2 separate regions of the Homo sapiens genome follow, and region 1 is linked to region 2. The links are chromatin loops, found by intact Hi-C in ENCODE. Cell type or tissue: endothelial cell of umbilical vein. All regions are shown on one strand. Links, peaks and the distances in the headings refer to the core of each region. The heading gives the core; the rest is flanking DNA.

The links. Peaks named below come from ENCODE experiments on the same cell type or tissue, not always from the same donor. Only the 100,000 strongest peaks of a DNase experiment are listed, where the experiment ranks them.
Region 1: a loop joins it to region 2, with 3 times the contacts of the local background. A loop is called at or near these places in 5 of 110 quality-filtered maps.

The regions. Positions count from the first base shown.
Region 1 is chr5:98,793,276-98,798,707 of GRCh38, reverse strand. RGMB (repulsive guidance molecule BMP co-receptor b) reads right to left here. Exons shown (of 3, transcript NM_001366508.1): 3 at 2,214-5,432. The coding sequence ends at 4,955. Among named protein-coding and RNA genes, the nearest start is that of RGMB, 22 kb to the right of the region's middle. In endothelial cell of umbilical vein, for the core only: a CTCF peak has its summit at 2,190 (motif pointing right); a DNase peak (open chromatin) is centred at 2,207; H3K27ac peaks cover 512 bases.
Region 2 is chr5:99,057,627-99,063,058 of GRCh38, reverse strand. It overlaps LOC107986436 (a long non-coding RNA gene), which reads right to left. Exons shown (of 2, transcript XR_001742822.1): 2 at 3,073-4,470. Among named protein-coding and RNA genes, the nearest start is that of CHD1, 130 kb to the right of the region's middle. In endothelial cell of umbilical vein, for the core only: a CTCF peak has its summit at 2,524 (motif pointing right); DNase peaks (open chromatin) are centred at 2,108 and 2,528.

The sequences.
Region 1 (5,432 bases), core at 500-4,499, 260 kb after region 2:
TGGGTCATAGAAATATTACTCATGAAGAACTCAGAAAACATTGCCCTGTTGCTTTCTTCCTGCTGAAGTTTGATAGGCCTACTTTATTACATTGCAGTTGGCAGGACCAGTTTACTCAATTGGTTTAACATCATTCCAAGGAGGGTGAGGGCATCCATTCTGGCTTTGTAGAATGTTTGTTAGTGTATCCTGCTGGGTGTTGGTTGGATTTCACACATATTTCACCGTCAGGGAGCCATGACATAACCTTTTGGGTACAAAGGACAGCATATTCTATTATTTAGTTGATAGTATCAAATGGCATGCTTATTAGAGGTACCTGGGGGAAGAAGAGCAGAATTTTTTTTTTTTTTAAGTCTCGCTCTGTCACCCCAGACTAGAGTGCAGTGGCATGATCTCAGCTCATTGCAACCTCTGCCTCCTGGGTTCAAGCGATTCTTCTGCCTCAGCCTCCCGTGTAGCTGGGATTACACGTATTCGCCGCCACACCTAGCTAATTTTTGTATTTTTAGTAGAGATGGTAGTTTCACCATGTTGGCCAGGCTGGTCTCGAACTCCTGACCTCAAGTGATCTGCCCGCCTCGACCTTCCAAATTGCTGGGTTTACAGGCATGAGCCACTGTGCCCAGCCAAAGAGCAGTAAATTTAAAGGAAAATACCATCTAAATAATAACAATTGCTTTCATGTGACTTGTCCATTTGGAAGACATACAGAAAAGGGATAGAAGCAGAAAGAAACAATATGGTTTAGGTTTAGGTAACAATATGGTTAGGTAGTGAAATAATAAAGAACTTTGAAACTGCTCCTTGAACATCCTGATTACTTTCTCTGTGGGGGAGACATTGGTTCACATACAAATAGAACAGGGAGAAAATCTGCAGCAAGGTATCTTTGCTCAGAAAGGACAGCAGCAATCCAAGACTGTTATCCCAGCTAGTTCCAGACAATAGAATACTGCCAATGCTACAAAATTAAAAATAAACAAGATAAAAAATAAATCAGATAACAGGACTCTTAGGGTTGATGTCGCTGTTGGGATTTTGGAGTTGACGTTTCAGTCCCCAAAGAGCTGGAGTTCTGGGAATGAAGACAGAATGGTAAAGAATTATTTTTGACTTTAAGCATAAAAGTCAAATAGTCTATAGCACATTTCGTTCTGCTATAGATTATCTGCATTCTTTCAGCACAGACACATCACTGGGTACTCAGTGACTATGTCATTTCATCCTATTTTATGTGGTTCAGCTGATATGATTGTCTTTTTTTTTTTTTTTTTGCTCTGAACTGCTACATGTAAATAGTCAACTGCAATGGTTAAGCTTTTTTCTTTAAGAAACGATTATGGCCAGGTGTGGTGGCTCATGCCTGTAATCCCAGCACTTTGGGAGGCTGAAGCAGGCGGATTGCTTGAGTCCAGGAGTCTGAGACCAGCCTGGGCAACATGGTGAAACCCTGCCTTCAGTCTCTACAAAAAATACAAAAATTAGCTGGGGATGGTAGCATGCACTTGTAGCCCCAGCGACTCGGGGGGATCACTTGAACCCTGGAAGTTGAGGCTGTAGTGAGCTGAGACTGCACCACTGCACTCTGGCCTGGGTGACAGAGTGAGACCCTGTCTCCAAAAGAAAAAAAAAAAAAAAGAAGAAATGATTACATGTATGTTTATCCCAGTCAGAATCTGATCCATTTAGTATTCTACCTAATACAAGTAACAGTGCTTCTCTGTGCCTTTTGTTTCAGTTATTTTCCTAACTTTTCTACCCTTTGGTGTGTTTCTTGAACAAAGACCAACTTGTGATCTCTTGATGTCTCTTTTTAAAACCCAAGAAGTGAGGATTTGTTTTCAAAGCCAGAAAATCCTGCCTTCCCAAATCCTCCCCACCAGGAGGAAGTCGTTACTGTTCACATCACCTTAAAAAGAACTAGAGTGCAGGCTGTATGTCTTCAAGGGACCAAAACTGTTACTAAAGACAGAACTTTGGGACAATACTAGTGGACCAATCTCACTGATACGGATTTGTAACTGCTTAAAATTTCAAAAGAAAAAAAATGACAGTAATGCTATAGTTTTGAAAATCAGCGAATTTGTGGGCAGGTGGCATGACTTATCAGTAACCTTTAGGGATTTTATACAATTCCCCCTCCCCCGACTCCCTTTCTTCTGCAGCTCTCAGTTCTTCCAGCAGGTGTCCCTATAATCACAGAACAGACATTCCACAGCAAGGTATGTAACTTTATTTTTCTAGCATAATAATTTAAAGTATTTACACACTGCACACTCACTGTTTTACACAGATACGTATTCATATATCTATGAACCACATCTAAAGGTTTCTTTGCAAAGACTCGACACACTGTTGGGGGGGGGGGAGCTTCCAAGCATAACAAAGAGGACAAAAAAAAGTTTTGAGTCTTTTAAAGACAGCCATGTGGAGCATCTGTGAAAACCAGTGTTTCCCCCGTTTTAAGCTCCCCCAGGAGACCTCTGAACAGCTATAGCCTATCCACATGTTGGTATGACCTGAAATTCTTCTAGCTAAGGTTTCAAGAACCAACATGTGCAAGCAGCATTTTTTCTAGAAATCTCAAAAAAGGAGAAAATAAACCTGGCCCTTACGTAGAGAAATACATCTATTTCTGAAAGTAATCTGTGGGGATTGTTTTACAGGGACACCGATTACAAGGGCAGAATAGCAAAATACACTATTACTAGTGATGCAGGGTGCTTTTAAATGTCACTTCCAGCTAAATGATATGGCAAAATAACCCAATCTTCTTTTCCCAACTATCAGTAAGGGTGGTTGTTATTTTCCCTGAAAAGAGCAAAGGTATATTTATTAATGATACACACTCTAAACCCAGATCCTATAGAAATTTCTTCTATTGCTTTTACTTCACTTTCATATTATTTGCACAAAAATAGTGGTTATCCTCCGTATTTTTTCCTCGCTTGTACTACTCAATTATAAAACAAATTATTAACGATAGCTTCTGAATTTGGTACATGGCATCATAGGTGAACAAAAAAAGCCACAGTTCAGAGCTGATGGTCAGTCCGTCTCTAGTCCAGCTTCTATAAAAGGAAGGCGGGTTTAGGTTTCAACTCTCTATAGTTGAATCTCCATGAGTAAGAAGGAGATGCCTTCCTTATTTTCCCAGACTGCCCAAGATTATTCTCTCATCAACACAAGGTAGAGGTTTGCCACCTCTACATGAATTCACAACTCCACTCTGTGACTGGGTGGCACATCAGTTCGCTAAGAAGTTAAACTTTACAAAATGACGTCCTCTTCCTCTTGCCGGTATGGGCCTCTGGCAGTGTCACTGATCAATAGGACATGGCAAAAGTAACTACCTGGAGAACTAAAACTAAGCATAATCTTGGCCTGAACTACTACGGTAAAGATAGTATCTTTTATTTCTGTTTATGTAAACTTATCAACAAATTATTAAAGCAGAAACTCTATCACTTCTTGGAACTAAAGATTTACATCTAGCTATAACAATAGAAACCTACCTATCCTGGAGTTAACTTTCTCAGATTACTGCTCCTGACTTTTGCTGTTCTTTTCCTTTTGCAAGGGGGTGCCAACAATGGATGGAAGAGGCAAGGAGATCTTACTTTATAGGAATTTCTCCAAGTTACAACGAGCAACTGACCAAATCATATTCAACTACAGGTGTTGAGAGAGAGAGTACCTGACTTCAGACCACCTGGGAAGCACAATGCTTAGTTAACAAGAATATCTGGATTAAGCAGTGCCGAAGTGGCCGCACACCGAGTCAGGCCAAGGAAGCTCTTCTGTCATTGCCGCCCAACTCTGTTCCACTTTGCATGCAGACATATCAAAGACTGTGATGAAGATCATGGTGGACAAGGAAGAATGAAAAACTTTGTGATGGGATCTGGGCCTCTACATTAGAGAAAGAACCTAACAAACCCCAGTTCTTTGGATTCGTAAGGTGAGGCTGAGGAGGGCTTACTGGAGTTGGAGACAGGGAGAGCTGTGTTTCTGGGCTCAAAGCCAAGAAACGGTTAAGAAGAGGGGCTTGCATCAGTCATATAGATTAAAAAGAGCAAGGCATGATAATTACTAAATTTATAGTTTCATGTTTTAACACAGAAGAGTCAGAGGGAAAACTGACAATTTAAAACGGGGCATGGGATGAGAAAAAGTCTAGGAGTTACTGAGATGCCTGGTACTTATCTACAAAACTTCCATCACTAGACCCTTTTGACCTACGAGAATAGCAGTTTCTATGGTTCAACCTAATACACTGTATGGGCTCAAATATATAACAATTAGAATTGAGAGTAATCAGAATACCAATAATACCCCCCCTTCTGAAAAAGTAACAGCTCTTAGATGAAGAGAGCTTCTTAAGATCAGCGTTTAAGAGTCAAAGCACCTGTAAGGGAGAGTTAACGACCCTTTCAAATCAAGTGAGGGCAGAAGGGTGAGGGCATAGTTCAAAGGAACGAGGCAGCTCCACCGGAAGGTGGCGAGTAAAAGCTGCACACCGTGGCAAATCAGTAGCAATGGGAAAGGGCAGGAAGGTACAGCCAAGAATAGCTACAAACAACTGGTCACCTTCAAAGGAAACGCTGCATATGGATGTCTGTGTATATGTACTATACATATCAACCAAGCACACACATAAATATTTAATATATAAAAAATAAAGTGCTTTCTAACAGGTCCCTGGGCAGGGACATTATAAAACATTTCACAGAACTGCAAAACAAAATTGATACAATCAAAGAACACTACATCCAACATATGTGAAAACAGCCAAACACAGTATGTACAATCTGGTGGGTGTCCCAGGACAAACATCCTGTCATATACATGGTATATACATATATACTCTTTTACTCAATATATTATGACAATATATATTTTAAAATTTTGTTATAGACAAAAAATAAAAAACCAAAACAAAAGACAACCCCTACAAAAACACGATAAGGATCAAGCAGGTGAGTCCTAGACTGACAGACAAATCACTGCCTCCACGGGGAGTCCCATTGCCACTGCTGGGGAAAATGTGCCAGCGTTCCTTCCTTGGGTGCAGGGCCTCCACATCCTCCAAGGCACTGTGGGCTGCGGCAGTAAAGTTGGCATCACCAGTGGTGAGCAGGTCGAAGACACAGGACTGGAAATAGATGTCCTTCACTGGCATCTTCTCATGGCATTGAGTGTTGGCAGTCTCCAGTGTGTAGCCAGGCCAGGCCTGCACCAAGGAGGTGCGAGGCAGGCTGTGTCCCAGGATGGCAGACACCTGGCCCTGCCCGTCATCGATGCGTTCACTCAGGGGGCAGCCGTTCACGCACAGCTGCAGGTCCTGGCTCTCCTCGTAGGACATGGCCAGGTCTTCAGGCATACGGATGGCAAGGGTCAGGTAGCGACCCACCTGCCGCACAAACACT
Region 2 (5,432 bases), core at 630-4,629:
GCACAGCCCTCCTGTCTGTCTTTCTCAGAACTTTACCTTTCTTTGAAAGAAAGCTCAGATTTTTCAGGAGTGGAACTTAACATTTTCTTCTAGTATGACAATTTTCATTTCAAAAATGTCTCTCACTTTAGTTAACAGCTTTACCGAGGAATAACTGACATACAAAAACTTACTTTTATGTGGAGAGAAAAGTTTTATTTTGCCTTAGTAACTGTCCTTGGTTTTATTGATGATCTCAGTTAAGCCTTGCCACCTATAAGGTAGGTACCACTAGTGTTATTTATCCAATGTCATAACATCAGGAAATTGAGGCTCAGACTATTGAGAGAACTCGTCCTAGGCAATTCACCAAGAAAGTTGGGGCATCTGAGTTCAAAACTAAATAGGCTGCCTCCACTTAGCAATCAGGAGAATCTATTTTTATATTATTGGGCCATAAAATGTGAGAAGCAGAGATGGGGAGGTGGGAGCATTTTAATATAATTACCTTGCAAAATAGAAGAAACAAAAATGTCTTTATGCAAATTTCTAGCTAATCAGTCAAATTAGCATACCTTGTTATGCTTTCTATTGTTTTATATAATAATTTGGCAATTTGGCAATTGCATAAAAGGATATGTACCAATGATTCTAATAATAGATAATGCCTTTAGGTAATGCCTACTTACTTATATACACATTTGTTTGACCATTAGGTCTCTTATAACTTTCGTATTTGTAAACAATGAGCTTAATAACAATTTGACATGTTTGCTGAACACATCACAAAGTGAGAGTACTTTATAAAACAGAATAGTGTGAGATTTTTAGTATTATGCTGTCATGATACATTCAAGCACTTTTGAAACTATACTGAAAGTTTTCATGGATGTGCTCCTCCCCTAAAGAGCAATTTCTGGAATATTTTAGAAATATGAGGGCTGCCAATATTTTTCCTCTAAAGATGTTCCTTCCCTCCTTGTAACCTGGTCACCACTGTCCACTATCACCTTTGTCACCATTAACTAATATGGAGAGAATCCTACACAAGCCTAAGTTGCATTCTTCCTAGATGCAGACATGCCTGAGCATTTCTGAAGAATGGATGAATCAGAGCCACAAGGAATCAGTTTGAGAAAATTAAAAACAGCCTCAGAGCAAAGAAAAAGAAGTGAAACTTACTGTTTCATCTAATAAAAATGCCCTGGGTAAAGACTGCAAGGAGTGATATAAAGCGAGTGTGTCTCATCTTGTTCTGTGACTTCCCCTCTTCCTCATAGGCTCTCTCTTCCTTCTATCTCTCTGGGAACCCGAGGGGAAGAGCCTTTGACAGAAATATAAGACAGCTGCCTAGCTCAAAGGTCAGAGAGCTACTGGGCACACAAATCAGCATTGCTTTTGAACTTTGAAAAACTATAGAACAAGAGTGGGATTTTTTCCCATTTGGCCAATACAGATCTAAGAAGTCAAAAAACTTGGTGAACCTTGGCATACCTAGAGCACCAGCACATCAGCAGTGACCAAGACCTCTCCACACAGAGCATTGCCCCAGTGACCTCAGCTGGCCTCAACAAGGCAGGAGCAGCCACCTCATGGCAACAGATTCAGGAGACACCTACATATACACAAACAAGCAACACGTGGCAGCCTGCATCTCCTAGGGTCCAGCTAAAGAAAGGAAAGTGTTTGTGTGGTGGCCGAGAAAACTATTTGAACACCTATGGGAATTTACAGGAACTCCCAGAAATAGTTGAGATAGGGACACCTGGAAGTGGCTGGAGCTCCCACAAAGGCAGGTATACAGTCAAAGAAATAATTTACATGACCACTGCTATGAGCCTAATTTTTTTTCCTAGCTTTGTGTGGTCTGGGCATGGGTTATACCCTGACTCATTAAGCCCTATTATCACATTAGCACTGTGCTAATCCCTCTACTGTTACTCAGACTCCAGCTCATCGTAAATGCTCAATGATGCTCAATTAATCTTTCCCGACCACAAGAAGGAAAATTAACGTGTCAGTGGAGGACAGGATGAGGAGGATGGGCCAAAGGAGAACACTGTTGTAGGAGATGCTAGGAAAGGAATGGCAGTCGGATGAGTTATGGAATTGTGCTGGAGGACCCATCCTGCAGTGGCAGACTGCCAGGACTCCAGTGACCACGGTGGGTCTTGACCCTGGAGCTGGGAAAATAAATGCTGAATGGAAGCCTCCCCTTTAGTCAAGTCCTAAATTGAGAAGGAAGGAAGCAGAGATGATTGATATTCTTGCAATTAATTATTATCAATATAAGTTAGAACCAACAATCCATCTAACAAAAAATGTAGTAGGAATTTCATTGCTTTATCGGGAGGTTTTTTTTTTTGTCTTATGTTTGCTTTAATAGAAATTTCTCTCAGTTCAATTCTGTAACTGAGCAAAAATTGTCACACTATTTCAGAAATTCAAATTATTTTGCATAAACAAATAGGAAAATTATTCGTTTTTTCAAACTTCCCTAAACAAGGGAGCTGCCAAAAACACTAGGAGCATTTGTCCACAAGAGGGCGCCAGAAGCCGACGGTTTCTGAGTTTGATGACAAAGTCAAAGGAGGAAAAACACCAAATAAAAAGCGATAGGTAGATGTATCTGGTTCACATGCTTGCCTTATGCTAATGCTTACATCGTATTGAACTCCCTTTAGAGATTCAGGATGTTAAATATGTAAATAGCAACCTCTGAGCAAGGGAGATAGTGGTATCTTTCTATTGAAATTGCCTTGCGACAGTGGGGTTTTTTAAAATGAATTAATTTTAATAGGTTTTCCTCCACTTAAAGGGGAACTGGAAATGCCATTTCAATTATTAGAATCATTGATACATGTCTATTTATGCAATTGCCAAATTGTTACATAAAACAATAGAAAGCATAACAAGATATCTACCGAAGTATATCATTGTTAATTTGCTAAGCAATGCCAATTGTAAGGATTTGGATTTGAAATGAAGCTGCAATGTAGAATACAAACAGAAGATTTTAGAATATTCTATTATAAAAAGAGACAGAAATAACATTGTTTTTAAAAGGGGAAGGACACAATATGTGATAGCAAATTACAGTAGAAATAGATTTATTTTTTTTTTTTTTCAAAAAAGAAAAGGTCAATGGTATTGAGGAACTAAGAGTTCAACTATTTTCAGCAGGAACATGTGAAACTGATGACTGTGACAGGTGCACACCATGTGATTTTATTCATAGTATTCAGTCTCTCACAACTGTATTTACTTTTATATGCAAATAATAACTGTTAATGAGTTATATCATTTCATTGTATATTTCTTAATTTCTTAAATTTCAGCATTTAAAATTGTAACCCAAACACCACACCCTTTATTTTATTTATTTATTTAACTACCTATTTGCTTACTTCTAGAGACAGAGTCTGACTCCGTCACCCAGGCTGGTCTTGATCTCCTGGCCTCACTATGTTGCCCAGGCTGATCTTGAACTCGTGGCCTCAAGTGATCCTCCCACCTCAGCCTTCCAAAGCACTGGGATTACCAGCATAAGCCACCTCACCCAGCCTACACCTTTTATTATGGAAGGGTAGGGTAGTATACTTGATAATCCTAGAGTCTTGTGGGCCAGTCAAGCAGACACACAGAATTTAAAAGAATAAACAAATAGCTTAGATTGGAGCAACATGTTCAACCTCTATATAATCCACAGAACAGTGGAATCTTGGAGTGGATTCTCTATTTAATTCATCTCTTAGTGTATTAGTTTTCTATTGCCACATAATTAGTTATCTCAATACACGTGGCTTAAACCAACACAGATTTATTATCTCAGTTTCTTAGGGTGAGGAATTCAGGAGAATCTTAGCTGGTGTTGGCTCAGGGTTTCTCATAAGGTTGCAGTCAAGATACCAGCCCAGGCTGTAGTCATCTGAAGGCTTGACTGAGAGGAAAGGATATACCTCCAAGATTGCTCACTTGGAGGGGGTTCTCAGTTCCTTACCTATGGACCTCTCCACAGAGCTGCTTGAGAGTCCTCACAACATGGCAGCTGTCTTCTTCATGATTAAGTGGTCCAAGGACCACATGTCTTTCATGATCTAGCCTCAGAAGACAAACTCCATCATTTCCACAATATCCTATTAGTTACACAGGTCAGCCCTTTTCAGTGTTGGAGGAGACTATATAAGAACATGAATACCAGGAGGCTAGAATTCTTGAGGGCCATCTTGATGTCTGGTGCCACACCTAGCTCCTCCAGTGTTCAAGATATTTATGGCATCCCCATATGGCCAACATAAATGTAGGCAGAAAAATATCTTTGCCAAAGGCCTTTTCTATCTCCTTCCTCCCACAACCTCTACAACCCTCTTCATATCCCTTTTCTCCTTGCCCTCATCTCCTTCAACCAAACCCCATGAGTCAGTCATCTGGTCCTTCCTTGTTCAGCTCCTTCACATTCCATTGCCAAGTTGTTGCAGAGATTTTCAGTTGCTGAAGGCAGAAGAGAGAAGAGAAAAAAATCTTCATTTAGGTCAGTCTTTTACCTTTTCGGTATAGGGCCATTAGCTTCTTCATACTATCAAAATCAACACATATTAGTATATCGTTTGCACTTTATTGTACTGAAGAATATCTGTCTCCTTTTTGAGTCAAATTCGCCACAGCTCTGTTTACTTGCTCTCAACAGGAGTCAGTCTTCACATGAGACATGTGGTGGGGAGATGAGGGGAGGGGAATCAGAAATCCATATTGCCACACAACAATTACAATCCACAAATTACTTGTAAATTATTCCTTTGGTATACCTCTTGTCTAATAAAATATAACCTTGCAAATGTAAACAGTGACTACTTAGAAGAAGGTTAGAGATTCATTGAAGAGGGGGAGTCTTTGAAATGAATCAAGGAAGAGAATACCATGGTGTCTCCCTTCACCTACACGAGAGGACAGGGGTGTGTTTCCCTAAAAGCAAGCCAAGGAAAGGGGACCCTAAGAGGACCACTCAGAGATGAAAGTTTTCTCCAAGAGATAGTTCACTCCTTAGGTGGAAGTTTGCTGAGTGGCAAAACTATGTAGGCAAATTGATGAGAGTATTTGGGGAAGCTCTGACATGTCTCAGTTATTTCTCCACGCATGAAGAGACAGACTGGGACTCTAAAGGAATCTGTAAGCAAGAGACCGCTGGAACAGCCCATAATGGTAGGGCAAGGACAGAGACTGACAGGCAAAATGGCCTACACCTCCAGCGTTTAGCTGGCCCTAGATGCACGAATTTTCCCATTTTCCATCATTCTGCCTGCTCTGGGAAGAAAACTGCATGAGTCTAGCAGAGTAAGAACTGAGGTAGGGAGATTGGAAAGCATCAGCCAGTAAGAGCATTACAAACACCAGGAAACTACAGTGCAAAGATCCCTGTGGGTGGAGAGGAAGGCAGAGAACACACAAAATCATCC